Linked DNA regions of Homo sapiens: regions 2, 3 and 4 are each linked to region 1. A link is a loop called in an ENCODE intact Hi-C map of the cell type or tissue named here. Cell type or tissue: PC-3. All regions are shown on one strand. Region 1 has its middle 50 kb from the start of LINC01728. Region 2 overlaps TOX2 (TOX high mobility group box family member 2). Region 3 overlaps TOX2 (TOX high mobility group box family member 2). Region 4 overlaps LOC101927200 (a long non-coding RNA gene).

Evidence for each region. Hi-C counts contacts between places; a loop is a spot of excess contacts. Peaks named below come from ENCODE experiments on the same cell type or tissue, not always from the same donor. Only the 100,000 strongest peaks of a DNase experiment are listed, where the experiment ranks them.
Region 2: a loop joins it to region 1, with 11 times the contacts of the local background. A loop is called at or near these places in 2 of 110 quality-filtered maps.
Region 3: it touches region 1 in a loop (11-fold over the local background); 8 of 110 quality-filtered maps call a loop at or near these places.
Region 4: it touches region 1 in a loop (5-fold over the local background); 32 of 110 quality-filtered maps call a loop at or near these places.

Annotation. Positions count from the first base shown.
Region 1 is chr20:43,843,533-43,846,032 of GRCh38, forward strand. No RefSeq gene overlaps it. Among named protein-coding and RNA genes, the nearest start is that of LINC01728, 50 kb to the right of the region's middle. In PC-3, a CTCF peak has its summit at 1,344; DNase peaks (open chromatin) are centred at 69 and 1,489; H3K4me3 peaks cover 570 bases; H3K27ac peaks cover 2,417 bases.
Region 2 is chr20:44,054,988-44,057,487 of GRCh38, forward strand. All of the region lies in intron 5 of TOX2 (TOX high mobility group box family member 2), which reads left to right. Among named protein-coding and RNA genes, the nearest start is that of JPH2, 130 kb to the right of the region's middle. RefSeq lists a silencer at 1,180-1,289. In PC-3, CTCF peaks have their summits at 1,246 (motif pointing right) and 1,446; a DNase peak (open chromatin) is centred at 1,254.
Region 3 is chr20:43,954,060-43,956,559 of GRCh38, forward strand. The region is part of intron 1 of TOX2 (TOX high mobility group box family member 2); the gene reads left to right. Among named protein-coding and RNA genes, the nearest start is that of TOX2, 40 kb to the left of the region's middle. RefSeq lists enhancers at 580-1,779, 1,391-1,440, 1,913-2,500. In PC-3, no CTCF peak of the experiment used is centred here; a DNase peak (open chromatin) is centred at 1,532; H3K27ac peaks cover 1,600 bases.
Region 4 is chr20:43,750,156-43,752,655 of GRCh38, forward strand. The region is part of intron 1 of LOC101927200 (a long non-coding RNA gene); the gene reads left to right. Among named protein-coding and RNA genes, the nearest start is that of GTSF1L, 24 kb to the left of the region's middle. RefSeq lists enhancers at 1,308-1,507, 1,698-1,767, 2,268-2,347. In PC-3, a CTCF peak has its summit at 1,342; a DNase peak (open chromatin) is centred at 1,236; H3K27ac peaks cover 1,581 bases.

The DNA.
Region 1 (2,500 bases):
TCAAAGGAGGAACCAGTGGACAAAATCAACAAACATTCCTACGTTCCATCTCTCAGGGGCTGACTCAAGAGGAAACATGAATAAGCAAATGATGTGCCCCGGGGACTGCCTTGGAGGATGTGGAGCAGGGTGAGGAACTGGGAATCTTGGAGGAGGTTGCAATATTTATTGGGGTAGTCGGAGTGTGCCTTATTGAGAAGCTGACCCTTGAGCAAGATTTTAAAGGATCAAGAGAATGAGTCATGGGGGTATTGAAGGGAAGAGCATTCCAAAGAAGGGGAACAGCCAGTGCAAAGGTCCTGAGGAAGAAATGGCGCTTGCAAGCTCAAGGAATAGCAGAGTGTGGGTGAAGAGGAAGGAGTAGGAAGAGGAGAGAGATCTTAGCAGGAGATGAGGTCAGAGAGAAGACAGGGAGCGGGCAGATCATGCGGGGCCTTGTAGAACAATGCAAGGCCTGGCTTTGACCCTGGGTGAAATGATGCCATCTGATTTACCTTCAAAAAGGCTCACTTGGAGAGGGGAGGCAGGGAGGCCAGTGAGGTGGCTGCAGCCAAATTCAGGTAAGAGAGGAGAGGGTGGCTGGGACCGGGGAGAAGGGGTCAGATTTGAGTGTGTTGTGAAGACCGAGCTGCCAAGGCCTCCTGATGGGTTGGACAGGTTGACAATTGAGAAGGGGGAGTCTGCAGGTGGGGCAGGTTTGGGGAAAGATCAGGAGTCCCGCTTTGGAGCTGTGATGTGGAAAGCCCTCCTAGACATCCCAGTGGAGCTGTTGAGAGAGTCAGGTTTATGGGCTTCCAGATGGGGACAGAGGTCTAGGCTAGAGTGGCTGGCATGTGGGTAGATATGGTCACCAAGGGCTGGCCCCCAGGGCCTTGGGGAGAAGAGGAGGGATGAACAGAGGCAATGAGAAGGAGTAGTTGCAGGGTTGGAGGAGAACTAGGAGAGCTGAGCTGTGCCGGGTCAGGTAAGATGAGGACTGAGCATCGCCCAGGAGACTTAGCGATGTGGAGGTCATCAGGGGCCATGTGGGTGAGGCCTGGCAGGAGATCCTGTGTCTGAGCAATCTATACCTTTTATCCATGTGGCAGGCTGAATAGCAGCCCCCATGAGGTGCCAGGCACTAATCCCTGCAGCCCCTAAATATTGATATTAGCTTATGTGGCAAAATGGTCTTTGTGGCTGTGATAAGGATTTTGAGATAGGAAAATTATCTGCTAATTTATGGGCCCTACATACAATCCTTATAAGAGAGAGGCAGAGGGAGATTTGACACAGACAGACAGATGGCAATGTGACACCGAGGTAGAAATTGGAGTCATGCTGCTATAAGTTAAAAAGTGGCACAGCCACCAGAAGCTGGAGGAGGCAAGGAATGGATTCTGGCCTGGAGCCTCCAGAGGGAGCACAGTGCCCTTGACTCTTTAATTTCAGCCTAGTGATAATGACTTCAGACTTCTGGCCTCCAGAGCTGCGAGAGAATAAATTTCTGTGGCTTTAAGCCATCATGTTTATGGTAATGTGTCATAGCAGCTACAGGAAACAAACACGCCCCTTCTGGCATCAGGTCCCCTACTTCCCACCCTCCTTAGTCATCCTCTGTCCCTCATCCAACAATTGTCACAGCCTCATCACCAGGCTCCTGCTCCAGGCTGCCCCAGCACCTGCCCTCCCCACACAGAACCTGATGGGGTAACTTCGATTCCTAATACCCTCTGCATGGAGCCCACATTCATTAGCCTGAAGCCCAGTGCTTTTCCTGATAAAGCCCTAACAGTCTCCACACTCATTTCTCACCACTGGCTCCCACCACTTATGCTCCATAACCTCCATGCAATTTTCCTTTGCTACATGTTCTCTTAAGCTTCTGAGCCATTGTACTTGCTGTTCCCTCTGCCTGGAACACCCTTCCCTATCCCAGAAATAGGCATGGTTTGTTTCCTCATCGAATTTAGGTCTTTACCCAAAGAGCTTTTCTGATGACCATTTTAAAAGTGCAACTCCCTTTTCAGCCCCACATTCCTGATTCTCTTCCCCTACCTTGTTTTTCTCCGTGGTGCTTATCACTCACTATATATGTATTTAACTAATTTGTTTGTTGTCTTGTGCCTCCAATTAGAATTAAATTCCACAGGGGCAGGGAATGTAGTCTGTTTTGTTTACACTTGTATCTCCACCACCAAGGAATATGTCTGACATGTAATAAGAACTCAATAGATATACGCCGAATGAATGAGTGGGTGTATGAATGAATGAGCAAAAGAGACAAAAAACAAAACAAAACAAAACAAAACAAAAAACTAACCAGGTGTGGTGGCACATGCCTGTGGTCCCAGCTACTCAGGAAGCTGAGGTGGGAGGATTGCTTGAGCCCAGGAGGCGGAGGTTGCAGTGAGTTGAGATCATGCCACTGCACTCCAGCCTGGGTGACAGAGTGAGACTCTGTCTCAAAAAAAAAAAAAAAAAAAAAAGAGACTCAGAAGGAGAGGTCAGTGATATAGGA
Region 2 (2,500 bases), 210 kb after region 1:
CTGAGCCTCGGTTTTCATGTCTATTAAAACAGGGGTGCTGGCTACTCCTTCTCTGAGCTCACATCTGGGCTGGGCTTTCCCCCCGGTATGTCACTGAATCCTTACAACACCCTGTGGAGTAGCCATTGCTTTCCTGTTTGGTAGAGACACCAAGAGGTAAAGTGACTCACCCAGGGTCACCAGCGTGAATCAAGGTAGAGTCAGGATTTGAACTCACATCTGTAGAAGCAGGAGGCTCAACTGGGCTGTTGGCATGAGAGACATGAATCAAATAAGCAGATGAGTAAATGTAAAATTACAATTGTGATTGTGCCGTGTACCAGGAGGGTACATAGTTCATGAGAGTGGAAAGAGCAGGGACGGACATTGTCCCAGGGGTCAGGTCACCAGGTGAGACCTGAAGTGTGAGTTCTCTTTGGAGGAGGGGAAGTGTTCCAGACAGGGAGGCCTGGTAAGGAAGGAGGCTGGAAAAGCACAGGGGACTGAAAGGAGACCAGGATGGCCAGAGAGGAGACAATAAGAGTACCCATGGCAGAGACGGAGCTGGAAAGGAGGGCAGGGGCCAGACCACGCTGGGCTTTGCAGACCTTGGAAGTAGTCAGGCCCTGTTCTAAGAGGAGAGAAAACCAGTGAAGAGTTTTATGTAGAGGAGAGACTGGAACGGCAGCATAAGGCAGGTAAGAGTGGATGTGGAGGGTGCACAGTGATCCAGGTGGGGGAAGGTAGGGTCTGGAGCATCTTCCAGAATGGTTTAGGGTAGGGGACACAGAGCATGTCCTGGGAGCCTCCTTGCATCTGGCTTCCATTCTGAGTAAATGGAGATGCCAGTCACTGGATGGGAAATATGGGGAAAGTAGCAGGCTTGGGGCAGAGAGATGAATTACTGACTTATTTGAAACATCATCTTTACCGTATTCTAAAATTTTAGGTAATTTTGGAATATGTTATAATGCAGAGAGTTTATTTGGGAGATGATCCCCACCTCTGGTAGGGGAGTGGGGAAATGAGACAGGGAAAGGAGGGCAGCCAGGAAAGGGCACATTGTCCCAGGAGAATCCACCATGGGCAACTGGAGCACAATCCCGCTGGGAACTCAGGAGCCTGCTTAGAACGTGCCAGGCCTCAGGGTCATCCTGTCTGAGGGGCAAGGGTGCTGGGGTGGACACCAGCATTCCTTCAGAGCTGCTCCAGGGGACATTACTTCTGCAGCACCCCTGGCCTGCTACACATGCCAGGCTCCTGCCACCAGAGGGACCCTCAGGCAAAGGAATATAGCCGGTGGCAGCTGGAAGTAGAGCATGTTTGTAGGACAGGGGTAAGGACTGGGGGATATTGGCAGGGCACTGTGGCTTTTGCTATAGGGACGTCTGTCATTTTCACTTGTGTGTTTCGTTGGCAACCAATTCCCTTTCAAAAGACTTCAGGTTGTTTTTGTTTGGTGGGGGGATTTCCTTGCCGTTTTATACAGTCTGGGGAGACAGTGGTCTCAAGTCCTATGTCCCCGGGCACTCCCTCCACCGATGCTTTCTCTGACCTCATTCAGCGCAGCCCAGAGGCAAGCAAAGGTGGTTGAGAGTCCCAGCCCCTGTGTCGGTTTCATTTCTGCTTACCTGTCTGACGTTTTATTTCTAACCCAAGAACTTGGCATATATTTATTTCCATCCGATAATGGGCATTTCTCTCCTTTTACTTAATGCGTTCTTTTACTTAATGCGTTATAAATGGCTTGTTTCTCCCCATTTTCCTAGCAAATTGTTGAGTATAAAAAGTTAGGAATTTAATTTGTAACTGCCAAGCTTACTATTTATTTTATCATTTCTGATCATTTTTAATTCCTGAGTCTTCTAGGTTTAAAAAAAGTGTCTATAATTATACACATATTTATACATATGTATCTTTTACAAATGATAATTTTGTCTCCTTTGTTATTTGTTTTTTAAGAGACAGGGTGTCACTCTGTCACCCAGGCTAGAGGTCAGTGGCATGATCATAGCTCACTGCAGCCTTGAACTCCTGGGCTCAAGCAATTTTCCCAGCTCAGCTTCCCAAGTAGCTGGACTACAGGCGTGCCATGCATCACCATGCCCCACAAAATTTTTTCTTTTTTTTGGTATTTTGTAGAGACAGGGTCTTGCTGTGTTGCTCAGGCTGACAAACTCTTAGCCTCAAATGATCATCCCACCTTGGCCTCCCAAAGTGCTGGGATTAGAGGCATGAGCCACTATATCCAGCCATATCTCCTTATTTTGTCTCCTCACTTCTCAGATTTCTAATTCTGTTTTCTTTTCCCAGTTATGTTGACTAGGACTTCTAAAAAAGAGATGTTCAGCAATGGCGGGGATAGTGGTCTTCTTACTTTGCATTACCTCTCATGTTTCACTATTAAGCATAAGGCTGGATGTTAGCTTGTGTCAGTTTTTGAAATCACATTTAGAAATGTGACTTATATTCCTATTTTACTATTAATACACTAATAACCAAGAGAGGTAGTGAGAAAATA
Region 3 (2,500 bases), 110 kb after region 1:
GCAAGAACTCTCCAAGGGCTTCCCATCTGGGATGAAATCCAAGTGCCTTATGGTGGCCCTAGGACCCCAAATCACGTCCTTGCCTCGCCCCTCTGCCTACTGTGTCCTGCCTGTTATTCCCCCTGCATGCGAGAGCTTCTACTTGTGGACCTCAGGGACTTTGCATTGCTGCTCCCTCTGCCTTAAATGCTCCCACCCACTACTTGTTGCCTGACAGCCTCCTTCTCTCTCTTCTGGGCTCCCTCAGTTTAATTGCTGCCTCTACAGAGAGACCCTGTCTCCACACTTCCTGTGTTTGCTGCACAGCACTTAGCACAATGCAACGTGTGACCACCTTTGTGTGTTTGCTTGTTTGTTGCCTGCCTCCTGCAGTGGACTCTGAGGCCTGCAGGGGCTGGGACTGTGTCTACCTTGCTTCTCGTTGTGTCCCAGCCCCCAGGAGCTGGTATGAAGGGGGCACTCAGCGAACAAACCTCTGCGGAAAGATGAAGGATGGGTCCTGTGTGCAGAGGGAGCTCTGGACCTTTGAGGGTGGCTGGAGGCTCCTGGACCTGCCTTGGAGGACAGACACCAGGCAGGGGCCAGCTGAGGAGGAGTGCCAGTGATTTCTCTGGGCACCTGGGCAGCCCCATTCCTATTGCACCTGGCCTTGACCCACTCCCTGTGCTGTCTACATTCTCTGTCACATTAAATGCTCTGCCTGCCATTTCAGCCTCTGGGAGGATCCACGAGGGTGTGGGGAGAGACGTCAGACCTGGGTTTGGATCCCAGCTCAGCCACTTAATAGCTATGAGACCTTGCACAATTCCCTTTAACTTTCCAAGCCTCAGTTTCTTCCTATGTAAAATGGGCATACAGAGGGACAGCCTTCTAGCACGTGACTCCTGGTGCTTGATTCGCTTGAAACTGCCTTATCTACAATCCAAAAAGCCCTGCGACGAGAAGTTGTTTTGTCAATATGCTGCAAACTCATTTGGCCCCCAAAATCTGACCTGAGCTGACGCGAGGCTCTTTGTAATCTTTACTCACCCCACTTGTGTGAATATTCATATGTTCCACTGCAGAAATATGAATGTGTTCCATTGCAGGTGTTGCCTGAGGCTCCACTGAAGCTATGGCATAATTTGCAGAATTTGCACTTCATTACTTTTCTGAAATTCAAACAAATTCTGAAACTGCACGAGTTCTGGCTGAGAGCTGTGGATCTGTGCATGTGAGTAGCTGCTGAAAACCCTCCTGGGTCACAGGAGGGCCCATGGGGGCCTCTGGCAGCCATCGCAGAGCCTGAAACCCGTTGTTTCCCCTTGGCTGGCTTCTGGTTTCTTGGCAGCCAGTGTCTTCTTAGCCACCTGGGGTTATGTTGGGTTTTGCTGGTTCAGGGGCAGGGGTTAAAGCTTAGGGCAGGGTGAGCCGAGGTACTCAGACATTTCTGATGTGAATTTAAAAGGAGAATTTTTTTTTAATGAATCATCAGAAGAAAGAAATCAGAAGGAAGTGTGTGACCAAGGAGAGGAAATTAGGGTTTGCAAATTGCATGAGTCACCCCCTTTCTGACTCCTGGGTGATCCCTTGCCCTTGGCACTTTTCACTCATCTCTGAGACTCTCAAGGCCGTATTCTGCATAACATGCTGGGGCTGTCATGGTTTTATTCTGGCTCCAAACCTGCTTCTCATTCTAGCCATCAGTATAAATTTCTAGTTTTGAATCACTGCCACGCTGTTTTACTTATTATTGTGTTAGCCAGTGTTTCTTCCCTGCCCAAGCCCTGCTCAGACTCCCGTTTCCCCATCTTAGTTAGCATCTACAACCCATTCTCCACCCAGAAGCCAGAGGCCAGTTTCTGAAGTGCAGCCCACATTCCGGGTTTCAGTCTCATCTCCCCAGTGTGGCCCTTGAAGCTCCCTTGTGATAAGGCCCTGCTTGCCTTTCTGTCTTATCTTGCACCGCCTTACTATTCCATGAATGGGCCCTTCCCTCCAGCTCCCAGGCTTTGGCAAATGCTGTTCCCACTGGCCTCTGCCCTCGCCTGGCTAGTTGTGTGCATGCTGCGGGTAGATCTGCTTAGAAGCCACCTCTTCCGTGAAGTCTTTTTACAAGGCCCTTGTCTAGGCCCCACGAACCTGGCTTCCCATCTACTTATCACCCACCCATATTCTGATTCCTGGTCCTGTCCCCTTCCCTAGACCATGAGCTCCGGGACAAAGACTGTGTGTCCACCAGGTGCAGTGGCTCAGGCCTGTAATCAGTCCTAGCACTTTGGGAGGCTGAGGTGGGTGGATCACCTGAGGTCAGGAGTTCGAGACCAGCCTGGCCAACATGATGAAACCCCATCTCTACTAAAGATACAAAAATTAGTTGGGCATGGTGGCGCATGCCTGTAATTCCAGCTACTCAGGAGGCTGAGGCAGGAGAATCGCTTGAACCCAGGAGGCCGAGGTTGCAGTGAGCTGAGATCATGCCACTGCACTCCAGCCTGGGTGAGAGTAAGGTTCTATCTTT
Region 4 (2,500 bases), 93 kb before region 1:
AGGTGTGTGGCGTGGGAGCTAGGGGGTTTGGACAGTGGGGTGCTGGTCAGGGGAGTTTTGAGAACACTGCTCCAGGGAGGTGGGCACTGTCTCCCAGGGTCAGAGTTTGGGGGTGATGTGTGTGTGTGTGCGGAGGATTATCACACACACCGAGAGGGATTGCCGGTCGGAAGCCTGGGCTTGCATTTGGGCCCACCTCTTACTTGGATGGGTGGCAAATTCTTCGTTAAGCATTTTGCATCTACGCACCCTCCATTTGACCACCCATCCATCCATCATCCATAAATATATGATAACTAAACCCTTACCATGTGTCCCTTCTGTGTGTGGAGATATAGTGGTGAGCAACACAGACAGCGTCCCTGCCCTCCTAGAATTCATGCCTGTGTGGAGGAGCCAGATAGCAGCAAATAATCCCTCAAATATAAAATTACATGTTAGGCTGAGCGCAGTGGCTCACACTTGTAATTGCAACACTTTGGGAGGCCAAGGTGGGAGGGTTGCTTGAGGCCAGGAGTTCAAGACCAGCCTGGGCGATATAGCAAGACCCCATCTTTACAAAAAATTTAAAATAAAATTACAATTTATAGGAGCTGCCTTGAAGGAGGAGGGATTCATAGGGTGCTGTGTGGATGAAAAGAGCTCTAGGAACCTGAGGATGTGAAGGATTCTTCCCTTAGGAAATTATGCTTGAATTGAGATCTGAGGGTGAGAAGGAGTGAACCAGGTGGAGTCAGAGGGAAGAGTGTTTCAGACAGAGGAAACTCATGTGCAAAGGCCCTGAGGTGGAAATGAGCTCACTGCCTTGGCAGAAGAGTGTGGTTGGAGCAGGAAGGAAGAGAGGGACTGGCTAGACCTGGGGTGTGGGCAGTAGACAAGGACCAGTACCCTCAGGTTCTCAAATTTCCCATCTTCAAATGGGGCAACAAGAGAACCATCTATCTTGCAAAGAGGATAACATGTAATGATGAGCCCAAAGCATCTAATGTAGTGCCTGGTACACAGTTGGTGTCAATATTGGGGGTGGGGGTGGATCTGGGCAGAGGGTACAGCCTGGTTAGAGAGCTGTGGGGAAGCACTGGGCAACTGCGGGGACCAGAGCTGTCTTGGCCACCTGCAGGGACCAGCTGAGAAGTGTGTTTAACCACAGTGAACATTACCGTTGGCATCGCTGTCTTGTTGAAAACAAAGTGAAATTGGAGAACATACTGTTGTCTTGAACTAGGCCAAGATGACTAATTATTAGACTCACTTTTGAAAGGTTACCATATACAGACATGCGCTGAGGTGGAGAGAGGAGAGTTTGGAAATCTGATTCATTCTGAAACCCCAATAGATGGAACTCTTGCTCAGTTTCTGAGCATAATGACTGTGAACATTCGGTTTAACGCAGCTGTCACCACAGGCAAGGTGCAAAACAAAATGTTTCGTACCAGCTCCTTGGAGTGTCATGGGGCAGCTCATGGCAGCCCTGGGGAGATCTCTGCTAGATGGTGAAGGGTGTGCAACGTGGGTGCTGGTGTTGGGGAATTGAGGGGACGCCAGACCTCAAATCTGGGATCTGAGTCTGAGGGATGGCTTTGCCACAAGTGGACCATGTGGCTTAGGTTAACTTCCTCCTTTCTTTGGGCCTTAGTTTCCTCATCTGGAAAATGAAGGGCTAGACCAGATGCTCTCCAAGAACTTCTCTAGTTTTGTTGTTCTATGGCCTTTGCTGGTGGTGTGACTTTGGATGTTACCTTCAGCTCCTGGGTTTTAGTTTCCTTTTGAGCATTTTAGAGTTCCCCAAGAGTGTTGGTTTATTTCACTCCCCATTTGCTGCCCCCACCAATGAAGTCTAGCGACTCGAAATCTCCTTCTCCAGACTCCACTGAGAACAAACCACCCTAGTTCCTTGCCCTGTGGGTCAGTGGTTTAATCTGGGGATGCGTGAGTCCCTTGGTCCTGTCTGGAGATGCATAAATCCACTGTGGCCCGATGTGGGGATTCCAAGTCCTTGAGGTCTAATCTGGGGATGCATGTGGTCCAGTACTCACAGACCCAAGGGGGCCTGAAGGCACCTGGACCCTTCAGGAAGTCCTGTCTCTGGGACTTACAAGGGAACATTCGTGAAGCTGGTATCAGGGCTGAACGTGGATTGGGGCTTTCTGAGGGCCAAGTGCAGGCACTCATTTCCTTCTCACATTATTCCCACCTCTGAGGGGCAGAGGGTCTAAGTAATTTTCCCAAGGCCACACAGGGAGCAAGGGGCAGAGGTGGCATGTGTGCCCAAGCCTGTTTGATTCAAACTGTCGTTAACTTTGGAAACTGACCCCACCATCTCATTTATTTCTCACAACAAATACATCCATTAACAGGTATCAAGGCTTAGAGGCTTCATAGCAAAACAGAGTGGAGACCTGGTAGGTAAGCAGGCAGCTTCCAGATTTCTCCACCCAGCCCCCACTTCCTGGCCAGGAACTGGAGGCAGGGAAGTTCCATTGCCCATATAGCTGCATGA